Regions from separate parts of the Homo sapiens genome. Here region 2 is linked to region 1. Evidence: read pairs that join two places in POLR2A ChIA-PET (ENCODE). Cell type or tissue: GM12878. All regions are shown on one strand. Links, peaks and the distances in the headings refer to the core of each region. The heading gives the core; the rest is flanking DNA.

Region 1 (5,390 bases), core at 250-5,249:
CCATGTTTTACACTTTTGATGAAAGGTCATCCAAATTGTATTATGCCAATTTCATCTAAACACAGTAGTTTCCATTGACTGTAAGAGTGGGGAGAGAGGAGATAGCAAAGGAGAGACAGAGAAAGACGTTGTTGCCTCAACTTTTATTTTTTCTGCTTCGAGTTTATGCTGGATGTTGGGAAAACTCTGAGTTCTTGCTGCTTGCTATGTTCTGAATGTTGTTGTCCTGCCAAAAGTCACAAGTTGAAGTTGAATAACCACTGTAATAGTATTAAGAGGTAGAGACTTTTGGGAAGTGATTAAAGTGATGAGGGCAGAGTGCCCTTTTAAAAGAAGTTGAAGTGAATGCCCCTGTCCCCTTCCACCATGTGAGGATGCAACAGCAAGGCACCTTCTATGAAGCAGAGAGAGAACCTTCATCAGATGTTGAATCTGCTAGTTCCTTGATCTTGGACTTCTCAGCCTCCAGAACTGTGAGAAATAAGTTTCTATTTCTTTTGAATTACCCAGTCTAAGGTATTTTGCTATAACAGCAGGAACAGACTAAGACACTGCTCTTCTGGCTGTGCTAGATAAGGTTTCACGATCCCTTTTTGCTGAAACCTGTCTGGGGGGTCCCTAGCCTGTGATTTGAGTGTCCCCACCCCCAGGATACAGCTTCTCTGAATGTTTCTCTCCTCCTCTGTGTGGAGATAGTTTAGATAGTTTTTGACATGTGAGAAATGACTGACTCTCCAGGAGTCTTCTAGATCTTTGGGTGATGGCATAAGTTATATAGCTTTAGTCCTTAATGCTTAAAAGCCTGTTTGTTATAACTCAAAAGACTGGGTAGGGTTTATAAAACTCAAAGAAAGATTTGATTCTTATTTTCTCAGGATCACTTCTCTGAGGTTGTGAGGTAGACTTTCGTGGCCATTTTGACTGGGGGAAGAGGATATGGCATTCCAAGAACTGAGCTGGGAGTGTGAAACCCCTGTTAGTATATCCTGCTATAGTGATAGTGAAAGAGAAAGTACCACTAGAATTACCATGGAGCCCATGAATCAAATTAATCCTCGTTCGAATATGGGGATTTGTGCTTCATTTTTTTTTTTTGTACCAAAGTGGTGAAAATTAATATACATTCTAAGATCCTGGTTCAGTTTTGGTGATGAGTCTTTTTTTTTTTTTGAGACGAAGTCTTGCTATGTCGCCCAGGCTGGAGTGCAGTGGTGCCATCTCGGCTCACTGCAAGCTCTGCCTCTCGGATTCACGCCATTCTCCTGCATCAGCCTCCCGAGTAGCTGGGACTGCAGGTGCCCGCTATCACGCCCAGCTAATTTTTTTGTATTTTTAGTAGAGATTTTTAGTAGAGACAGGATTTCACTGTGTTAGCCAGGATGGTTTCGATCTCCTGACCTCGTGATCCGCCCGCCTCGGCCTCCCAAAGTGCTGGGATTAAAGGCGTGAGCCACTGCACCCGGCCTGATGAGTCTTAATATCTTATGATCACTGCCGTCTTGTGCATTTCTCTCTCAGTGTCGGTACTGATTATCTCTACATTGTAATGAATTATTATTATTATTATTATTATTATTATTGTTTAGGCAACCGAAAATTTAGTGCTATATTTTGTAAGAAAAATGGTTCCTTTGCTGCCCTTTAAAAATGTCCTTTGGGAACTGACCTAGCCACTTAAAGTTCTGATTTCAAATAACTCTTCAAAACTGACCTCACTGTTGTTTAGAATAATTCTCACTATCTGATAAGTCATTTTCTTTATTTGTAGAACTGGGACTAAAAATGTAACCTGTTTCATATCCCTGACTTCCCCATAGTAAACATTGTAAGACACTTCTTAACATTTCTGCGTTAGTAAATGAAAGTAAGTGGGAGAAGGAAGGAAATTGGCTAGTTAGTATTGCTTAATGAGGGAAATTATTAAGTAAGCTGGTTTAGTGGGGAGATAAAATGGAAGATGTCTTTACCTATCTGGTGTTGGATTTTATGAACTTTAGAGTTCTGTCTGATTCTAGCAGTTCTGAGAGAGAAGAAATCTGTGATGCTCTTGTGTTCAGGGAATACAGTTCTGCTTGTTACCATGTGATCTCTACTCATTTACTTTTATTAAGTTCATTGTTTTATTTCTGATGTATTTTTCCTACAAGTACTTCCTTACTTGTAATGACAGAAGTAGAAAATTATCTGACCAGTAAACTTCATGTATGCTTTTTTAATCTAAATTATATTCCTCAATCCATCATTGGCAAGTGTTATAAACTAGAGTATATCAAAGTATATGGAAAATTTGATCCTAATTTACTATTATCTTAAAAATTTTTGTGAAACTGATAGTGAAGCAACTGCTTTCTCTACTTAATGCCATTTTTTCTTGGTTCTAGCAGGTTTTGATTGAAAATGCATAATCCTAAAACAATGTGTTTAAAATGTTATTATGCTTCTCTATCACATTTGCATTTTTAAATATAGAAAAGTTAGCAAAATTATCAGTCTGTAAGTCTAACTAAATTACTTGAATATTAAACGTGTTTATTTTCAATTTATATGGAGATTCAGAGTCATGAGCTCTATTTTACTGGTTCCTCCAGGTAAAATAGGCCAACTAAAAGATTTTGTCAGTTTCATTCCTATTATGATTTAATTTAGTTGGAGAATTTCAGTAGATTATATGTGTTAAAGAAGTTTCTGATAAGAAAAAGTATGCAAAATCTATTAGACATACTGTATGAGGAATGTTTATGAAATAGTTTAAAATATCGACAGTAGAGAATTACTAGGTACAGTTTTTTGCCTACAGCAGTTGACTATCAAATGATTACAAATGTTGGAACACGTGGTATATCTTTGAAAGAAAAATCTGCAGAAGTCGGTTTCTACCCTTGGCAAGTAGCCAAATCCATGTATTATGGCATTTTAATATAATTTTGTTTTTATATCAGATTTTTAAATATTTTTAGCTGTGGGAAATTGCTTTCTCCAGTTGACACATGATTAAATGAGGGCTTTTTCATGTTAGAAATAATTCCAGTGTATTTATTTTGGTCCATGAGAATACCTAAATTCGGCCCAAATAATTTACCGTTTATCATATCATTTTGGGTTCATATAGAATTGGTTTTTTCAGCAACTTTTAAGAATCACTTTCCCTAATAGCATGAGTATTAACTCCTTGAGAGCATTAGAATGTGACCTGGAAGGAAACAGTCTTCTCCTTGGTTTGAGAAATGGTTCAAATAGAAAACCTCTTTTTAAGTTAAGATTCTTTTTAAGTTGGTCTAAGTGTGTTAGAAATACCAAAGAATTATGGAACCAAAGTTTCCAGGGATATCACCCTTCCTTTGTTCTGCCATCATCATATAAATGTGAGTTGCTATTGTATTTTTTAAAAGCTGCAGATAAGGAGATGCTATGATAGCTCTCTATAATTTTTCAGTTATAAGTTTTTTCCATTAGGTTAAGTTTTTTGAGTTTTGTTTTGTTTTTTAAATCAAAATCTCTACCAGCTTACTGGGACATAGACTAAGAAATTAAAGAATGTGAGTTGTGTTTTCCTTGCCAAAATGGAGTCTTTTCTCAAATTTACATGGAGCCAAATTGCAGACACATCCACAGACAGGATGAGTATCAGTCTAAGAATGCAGTCTTGGGTCCTTTTTTTTTTTTTTTTTTTTTTTTCCCATGAAAACAAGCAAGTTCACAAGTATGAAGAATATAGAAGCACCTTTACCTCAGCTAAGGGGCTCAAGGAAGGTTTATTGGATGTGACTTTCTTGGAGCTATCTGGGCTTCAAAATATACTTAAATATTCATATGCATAAAAGAAGGTGGGGGAATTTTAGCTGCAGATGTTGGTAAAGCAGAAGAGAGAAGAGAGCAAGGTAGAATCAGAAGACTGAGTGTTCCATTGTGACCAAACATCTGTTGTAGAAAATCTGGTCATGAAGAGATACCTTGGGTTACACTTCATGTTCTTTATAAAATACTACAGCAGATGAATAAATACATTAATAGCATGTTATTTGTATATGTGTGTGTGTGTGTGTGTGTGTGTGTGAGAATGCTGTTCTTCTGGTAAAACTTGTTAATTGTCTATGTTCATTTATTGAAGAATGTGTTTAGTATCTGAATAATTTTGCATGGTGGGATCTGTAATGTTATATTTTCTCCTTTAAGCATTGAAATTCATCATGTAAGGCAGTGGTCCCCAACCTTTTTGGCACCAGGGACTGGTTTTGTGGAAGACAGTTCTTCCGTGGACTCGGGGTCGGGGAGCGGTTGGTTTCAGAATGGAACCGTTTCACCTTAGATCATCAGGTGTTAAGTTCTTATAAGGGGCATGCAACCTAGATCCCTCACTTGAGCAGTTCATAACAGGGTTCATGCTCCTGTGAGAATCTTTTATTATTATTATTATTATTATTATACTTTATGTTCTGGGGTACATGTGCAGAACGTGCAGGTTTGTTACATAGGTATAAACATGCCATGGTGGTTTGCTGCACCCATCAACCCGTCATCTACATTAGGTATTCATCCTAATGCTATCCGTCCACTGTAAGAATCTTATGCCCCTGCTGCTGCTGCTGATCTGACGGGAGGCTTAGCTCAGGTCATAATACTTGGTTGCCCACTGCTTACCTCCTGCTGAGTAGCCTGGTTCCTAATATGTTGGGGACTCCTTGTGTAAGGACTTTTTTACAGTTTAAAAGAAATCTGTCTAACTTCTCATCAACATTTCTTCCCCTACGGTTTTCCTTATTCCCAATTGGTTTTCAAATGCAATGATAAGTATTACTAATTAATATTATTTATGTAGGCTCTAGGCGAAAAAATCAGTTAGCAAATTGATATTTGTTTATAAACAACATTTTTGGGCAGAGGTGCTCTTGTGAATGCCAGAGCACTGCTGCTTTGAGTTGATTTAAGAAAATAAATAGTAAGGAGCATCTAGAAATTCAAGTCCAACTGATTTACCATTTACTCTATTATTTTGGGTCTGTACAGATTTAGCTCATTAAACACCTTTTAAGAATCTCTTTTTGCTAAAAGTAGATGGAGAAAAAAGTACCAAAACAGTCTTTGAAAAAAATTACTATTTGCAAAAAAGATTACAGAAGAAGCAAAACACTGAATTCAAAATAATTATAATTTGAGTGGAGCCTCTTATAGTTTCTGAAGTACCAGTGCAAAATGATAGGAATAGAGAGAGAATATTTTAAGTGTAGACAAATTAATGCCAATCAAAGTGAGTTAGAATGTGTTTGTGTTTTTTGTTTATATATGCTTATCTTCTTATTCTGCTAGTATGTGAAAACATATGCTTTTAAGTGCCAGGGATTTAAAGATAAATGTAACAACCTCCATTCTGAAGGAGCTGACATTCTAGTAGG
Region 2 (5,390 bases), core at 271-5,270, 2.0 Mb after region 1:
GATTTTGAGAATAAAATGAATGTCCTGATTTTCTAGGCATAGTTTATGTTAAAACATAAAAACATACAAACATATAAACAGAGTTGCACATTTGTATTGCAATAAGATTTTACTGTATCTATCACCTCAGACAATTTCTAGAGAAATAATTAGGTATAATTTTTCTCATTAATTAATGAAATTTTTTTTTCTCATTCAAATGCAAAGTAACCAAATAATTTACATAGATTGATCTATTTAAGTCTCATGAGCAGGTAATATACTTATTTCTATATTACAGATGAGGAAATTGATAATAAAAATTATTAAATTGCAGTCCAGGGGTCATACAACTGGTATGAGGACACAATTCATGTTTGTAAGCCACCATATAATTCAATAAGAATAGTATCAAAAATATTATCACCCAGTTAATAGCTAATAAAGGATTTTTTTAAATTATGATTAGAGAAAAGGTCTCACTTTGTTGCTCAGATTGGAGGAGAGTGGCATGATCATAGCTCATTGTAACCTTGAACTCCTGGACTCAAGGGATCCTCCCACATCAGCCTCCTCAATAGTTAGGACTATAGGTGTGCACCATCACGTTGGCTAATTAAAAAAAAAAAAATTGTAAAGACAGGATCTTGTTATGTGGCCCAGGCTAGTCTCAAATTCCTGTTCTCAAAAGGATTATTATATAGCTAATCCTCCTAATACATGTACATATCAATAATAAATTCCCAGTTGACACAGAATAATTATGTAGTTAATCTCCCTAACAAATGTTTATGTAAATCATAAATATTGGGAAGGTATTCAATCACAGTAAATTATAGAAGCCATCACAAATCTGTCTGTGGTGAGCTTGCATTAATTTGCTTGAGGTGGAAATGTTAGTAAATAATAGGTTAACATAACAATAATAACAGTGTTTATTAACAGTAAGACCAAAGTAATTTCCTGCTTCTGTAGGCTGTGATACAAGAGGCAAGCCAAGAAAAATTACATTAGAAACTTATTTGAAATTAATGTTGTTCTTGTGTTGGATGAAGAAAGAATAGAAGGCTTGGCCGGGTATGGTGACTCATGCCTGTAATTCCAGCACTTTGGGAGGCTGAAGCGAGAGGATCACAAGGTGAGGAGATCGAGACCATCCTGGTCAACATGGTGAAACCCCGTCTCTACTAAAAATACCAAAAAGTGGCTGGGTGCGGTGGCTCATGCCTGTAATTTCAGCACTTTGGGAAACTAAGGTGGGTGGATCACAAGGTCAGGAAATCGAGATTATCCTGGCCAACATGGTGAAACCCCGTCTCTACTAAAAATACAAAAAAGTGGTCAGGAGCAGTGGCTCACACCTGTAATCCCAGCACTTTGGGAGGCCGAGGCGGGCAGATCACGAGGTCAGGGGTTTGAGACCAGTCTGGCCAACATAGTGAAGCCCCATCTATACTAAAAATACAAAAAATTAGCCAGGTGTGTTGGTGTTCGCCTGTAATCCCAGCTACTTGGGAGGCTGCAGCAGGAGAATCACATGAACCCAGGAGGCGCAGGTTGCAGTGAGCCGAGATTGGGCCATTGCACACCAGCCTGGGTGACAGTGTGAGACTCCATCTCAAAAAAAACCAAAAAAACAAAAAAGTTAGCTGGGCATGGTGGCACGTACCTGTAGTACCACCTATTCGGGAGGCTGAGGCAGGAGAATCACTTGAACCTGGGAGGCGGAGGTTGCAGTAAGCCGAGATCAAGTCACTGCACTCCAGCCTGGCAAAAGATGAAACTCTGTCTAAAAAAAAAAAAAAAAAAAAAAAAGAAGGCTCATCTTCCTCTTCTCATGATAATCTTAGAAAGCAAATATTCTCCCCTAGAAAAGAAAGAAAAGGTGGCTTTATCTAATAGAAATGAGACTCTGTTTCTCACAAGACATGCTGGGTGATTATGTATTCTTAATCCTCTCAATATAAGTATCCTGGTATGCCACAAATATGAAAAACATTTTCAGAGTGGAAGTAATTTAGCTTCATCTTCTTTCTTGCAAATATCTTATAGATTGTAAAAGAAGGCATTTCTTCTTAGAATTTAGCAAAGTTGCCATATTCATTTTCAACAAGAATATTAACTGCCATTGAAGCTTGAAACACAAACATTTCATTGTTAAAAAGTTTTCTTAGAAAACTGACAGCTATAAAACGGTAAGAGAAAAAGAACATTTAATAACAAGATTATATAATCATCTCAAAATCTTCAGCAATATTTCAGTCTTTTGCTATTTACCATCAGATTTGTATATTTTACATTGCTTCAACGAATGACACTCAGTAAATTTCTCTGCAAGAAATTTCTTTTCAGTAATTTACATTTGACATTTAAAACTATCATTATACTTCTCACCATTGATGCATATTACAAATTCCTCTATTTTATTTACTGTAGTTTCATGCATAAGAGAATACACTGTTAAATTTAAAATATCAAGTTTACAATTCTTCCATCTCTTCGGGTGACCTATTTGAAGCAAAACTCAAAACTGTTAACCATGTGTGATACATAAATTTGATGAGAATACTTTTCAGTTAAGTTATGATGGCACGAGAGGTTTCAATTTAACATTTCAAAATATTTGCAGTCTTTCCTAAAGCTCTGGTTTCATTTGAGACATAGTTTTGGTTCTCGTTTCAGATGAGAAATTTAGTAATTATCTTAGTCTGCTGAGGTAAATTTTTTGAATGCAATTTGGGTCAGCTTATGCTAAAAATTGCCTCCGGAAATGGACCCCTAAAAACAATAACTCAAATAACAACAGAAAGTGTTTGTTTGTTTGTTTGTTTGTTTGAGACACAGTCTCATTCTGTTTCCCAGGATGTGGTGCAGTGGTGAGATTTTGACTCACTGCAACCTCCACCTCCTGGGCTCAAGTGATCCTCCCACCTCAGCCTCTGTAGCTCAGACCACAGGTGCAGGCCACTGTGCCTGGCTAAATTTTGTGTTTTTTATAGAGATGAGGTTTTGCCATGTTGATCAGGCTGGTCTCAAACTCCTGGGCTCAAGGAATCCACCTGTCTCAGCCTACTAAATTGCTGGGATTACAGATGTGAGCCACTGAACCCCACCAGGTGTTTGATATTAATGGCTGGTGACAGTCATTCGTAAAGGATCTTATATAGAGAAAACGGAATAAAAGGACTATACAATAAATTATCTCTCATATTTTGGTAGGCTCTTTTTGGTCAATTTATAATAAATTTTACATAGTAAATATTCTATCAGTATTTGCAAAATTAAAGTAACATTATCTAATCTGTAACTTCCCCAAGCCAAAAAAAAAAAAAGTGGTGACTGCAGTTTCTAAATTACATAAAGGACTTATTTCATTAGATCAGATGTGATCAAAGTCTTGAGATATGCTTAGCATTTGAGGATACTTTGCTAGTCATTCAGACTGTTTTCTTTCTCTTAGGTGAGCTTGATCAATACTGAAGATCACTCCTGTAGATTGATCCTGTGGATTGCTTGAGGAGCAATCTAGTAGATCCCTTATGCAAGGAACTGACTAAATTTTAACAAAAGATTGATGGATCCAATAATAATTGAAAACAGTATTAGACTGTATTAATAGAATTATATGGTGGCAATAGTTGATTTTTGTCTAACCAAATAAATGAGTCGTTTCAAGATATATGTCTAATCACTATAGATAAAAGGAAATAATATATTCTTTTCAAATATGGTTTCTAAAATAACATGAAACATTGATTACAGTAACAAGAAAGCAATGTAATATTTGGAATAATACTAACAAAAGCAAAATATGAGAGTACATTTCATTATTTTTACTTTATATAAGAGCTTTAAATCCAAGGACAAGCCATGTTAGCAAAGAACATGATTAAAATATTTTAAACAAAAAATGCAAACATCTCAGAAGCACGTTGAGTTTTCATTAGTTTTTCCAAAATTCTTATGCTTGAGTGTTACTTTTTTTACCTTAAACTGTAAACGATGTTAATTAATTCAATAAAAAGGAGATTCTAGACTTCATGACATTTGAAAAATTTTGAAATTTACATGTGCATATGAATATATATGTGGCTATCATAACTTTTTTTGTATATTCCTGGTATTTTTGAACTTTTTCTGTGTTTAAGTACCTTCTCTTAACACAGGAAATTTATAGCTTTACAAATATTCCTTTTAGCATGCCACGGTTTTGATGGAAAGCTATGTTAAATGATTGCAGAATATTTATTGTAACTAGAATTAAGTTGTGATCTTAGATAAAATTTTGATGCTTTTGCAAATATTCAAGAACAGAAATTAATCTATATTTAGAAATTAAACCAAGGTAACTAAAGCTAATTTAATATTCTGGTAATTTAAGGAAAATAACAATGAAAAGTAAACAAGGTCTGTTCATAAATTTTTAATGATTCACAATATTTGTCTTTTTGTGAGAAAGGTCATCTTTTTCAAGGTTTCCTTGTAAAACATATGACTAGGATAGCATATTATAAATCTATTAACAGACCTATAATCCACATCTCCTTTATGATACAAAGTGTTTTGGAAAATAAAACTAATGGTTCTCATAGGTTATGAAGTCAAATAACTGAATAAGATTTGGAATGGGAAAATAATTCACAGTCATATCATCATAACTACATTAATTTTGCCAGAGATAATATCTTGTACTTGTTTTGAATATAAAGCAAACTCCACAAAAAAAAAATGAGACAGAGCAAAATGCTTTTAAAGTATTTATGATGAAATTGAACATTTACTACAGAGTAAATCTTTCCTTTTTATAAGCGTCCACATATTTCAGAAAATTTCAGTTTTTGGAATTTGAAGTCCAAACTGATCACAGCTCTATTTTTCTTAATCTAGTCTGTATTAACAGACCTAAACTTTCCATAAATTATCTGTATTCTCAGCATAGTAAATACTCTTGTGCAACACATACACACACACACACACACAAAAAACAATTTAGAAGTCAGTTTTTTAAATGTCTTGAGAAAGGCATTATTACAACTTAAATACCTTAATATCAATGCAAAATAATACCTACAAGCTGTTCAGGAAATAAAATACTTATTTTGAAGAAAACTTGAAGAAAAAATTCTAATCTCTTATTTCATTTTTATTCTGTTTTAATCATATCTAAAAATAACAGTGGAGTTTTAAGCCTCAATATTTGTTCTCAAAGGACATTCATTAAATATACTAGTCAAGTAAGATTTCTTGCTTCTATCTGAAAGTGTATAACATTAAAGCATCAACAACTTCTGACAAGAAATTGTGAAAAATATATCAAATAGGTTACATATGTATAGTACACATTACACATATTTGAAATATCATGTTTCCCAATATATAACTGTGAACTTCTAATTTTACTGTCATAAAAA

What was found. ChIA-PET counts read pairs that join two places held together with the same protein. Peaks named below come from ENCODE experiments on the same cell type or tissue, not always from the same donor. Only the 100,000 strongest peaks of a DNase experiment are listed, where the experiment ranks them.
Region 2: POLR2A ChIA-PET joins it to region 1 with 5 read pairs; 2 of 35 experiments call an interaction of 5 or more read pairs at or near these places.

The regions. Positions count from the first base shown.
Region 1 is chr5:108,142,012-108,147,401 of GRCh38, reverse strand. The region is part of intron 6 of FBXL17 (F-box and leucine rich repeat protein 17); the gene reads left to right. Among named protein-coding and RNA genes, the nearest start is that of FBXL17, 240 kb to the left of the region's middle. In GM12878, for the core only: no CTCF peak of the experiment used is centred there; no DNase peak of the experiment used is centred there.
Region 2 is chr5:106,183,237-106,188,626 of GRCh38, reverse strand. No RefSeq gene overlaps it. Among named protein-coding and RNA genes, the nearest start is that of LINC01950, 830 kb to the left of the region's middle. In GM12878, for the core only: no CTCF peak of the experiment used is centred there; a DNase peak (open chromatin) is centred at 2,666.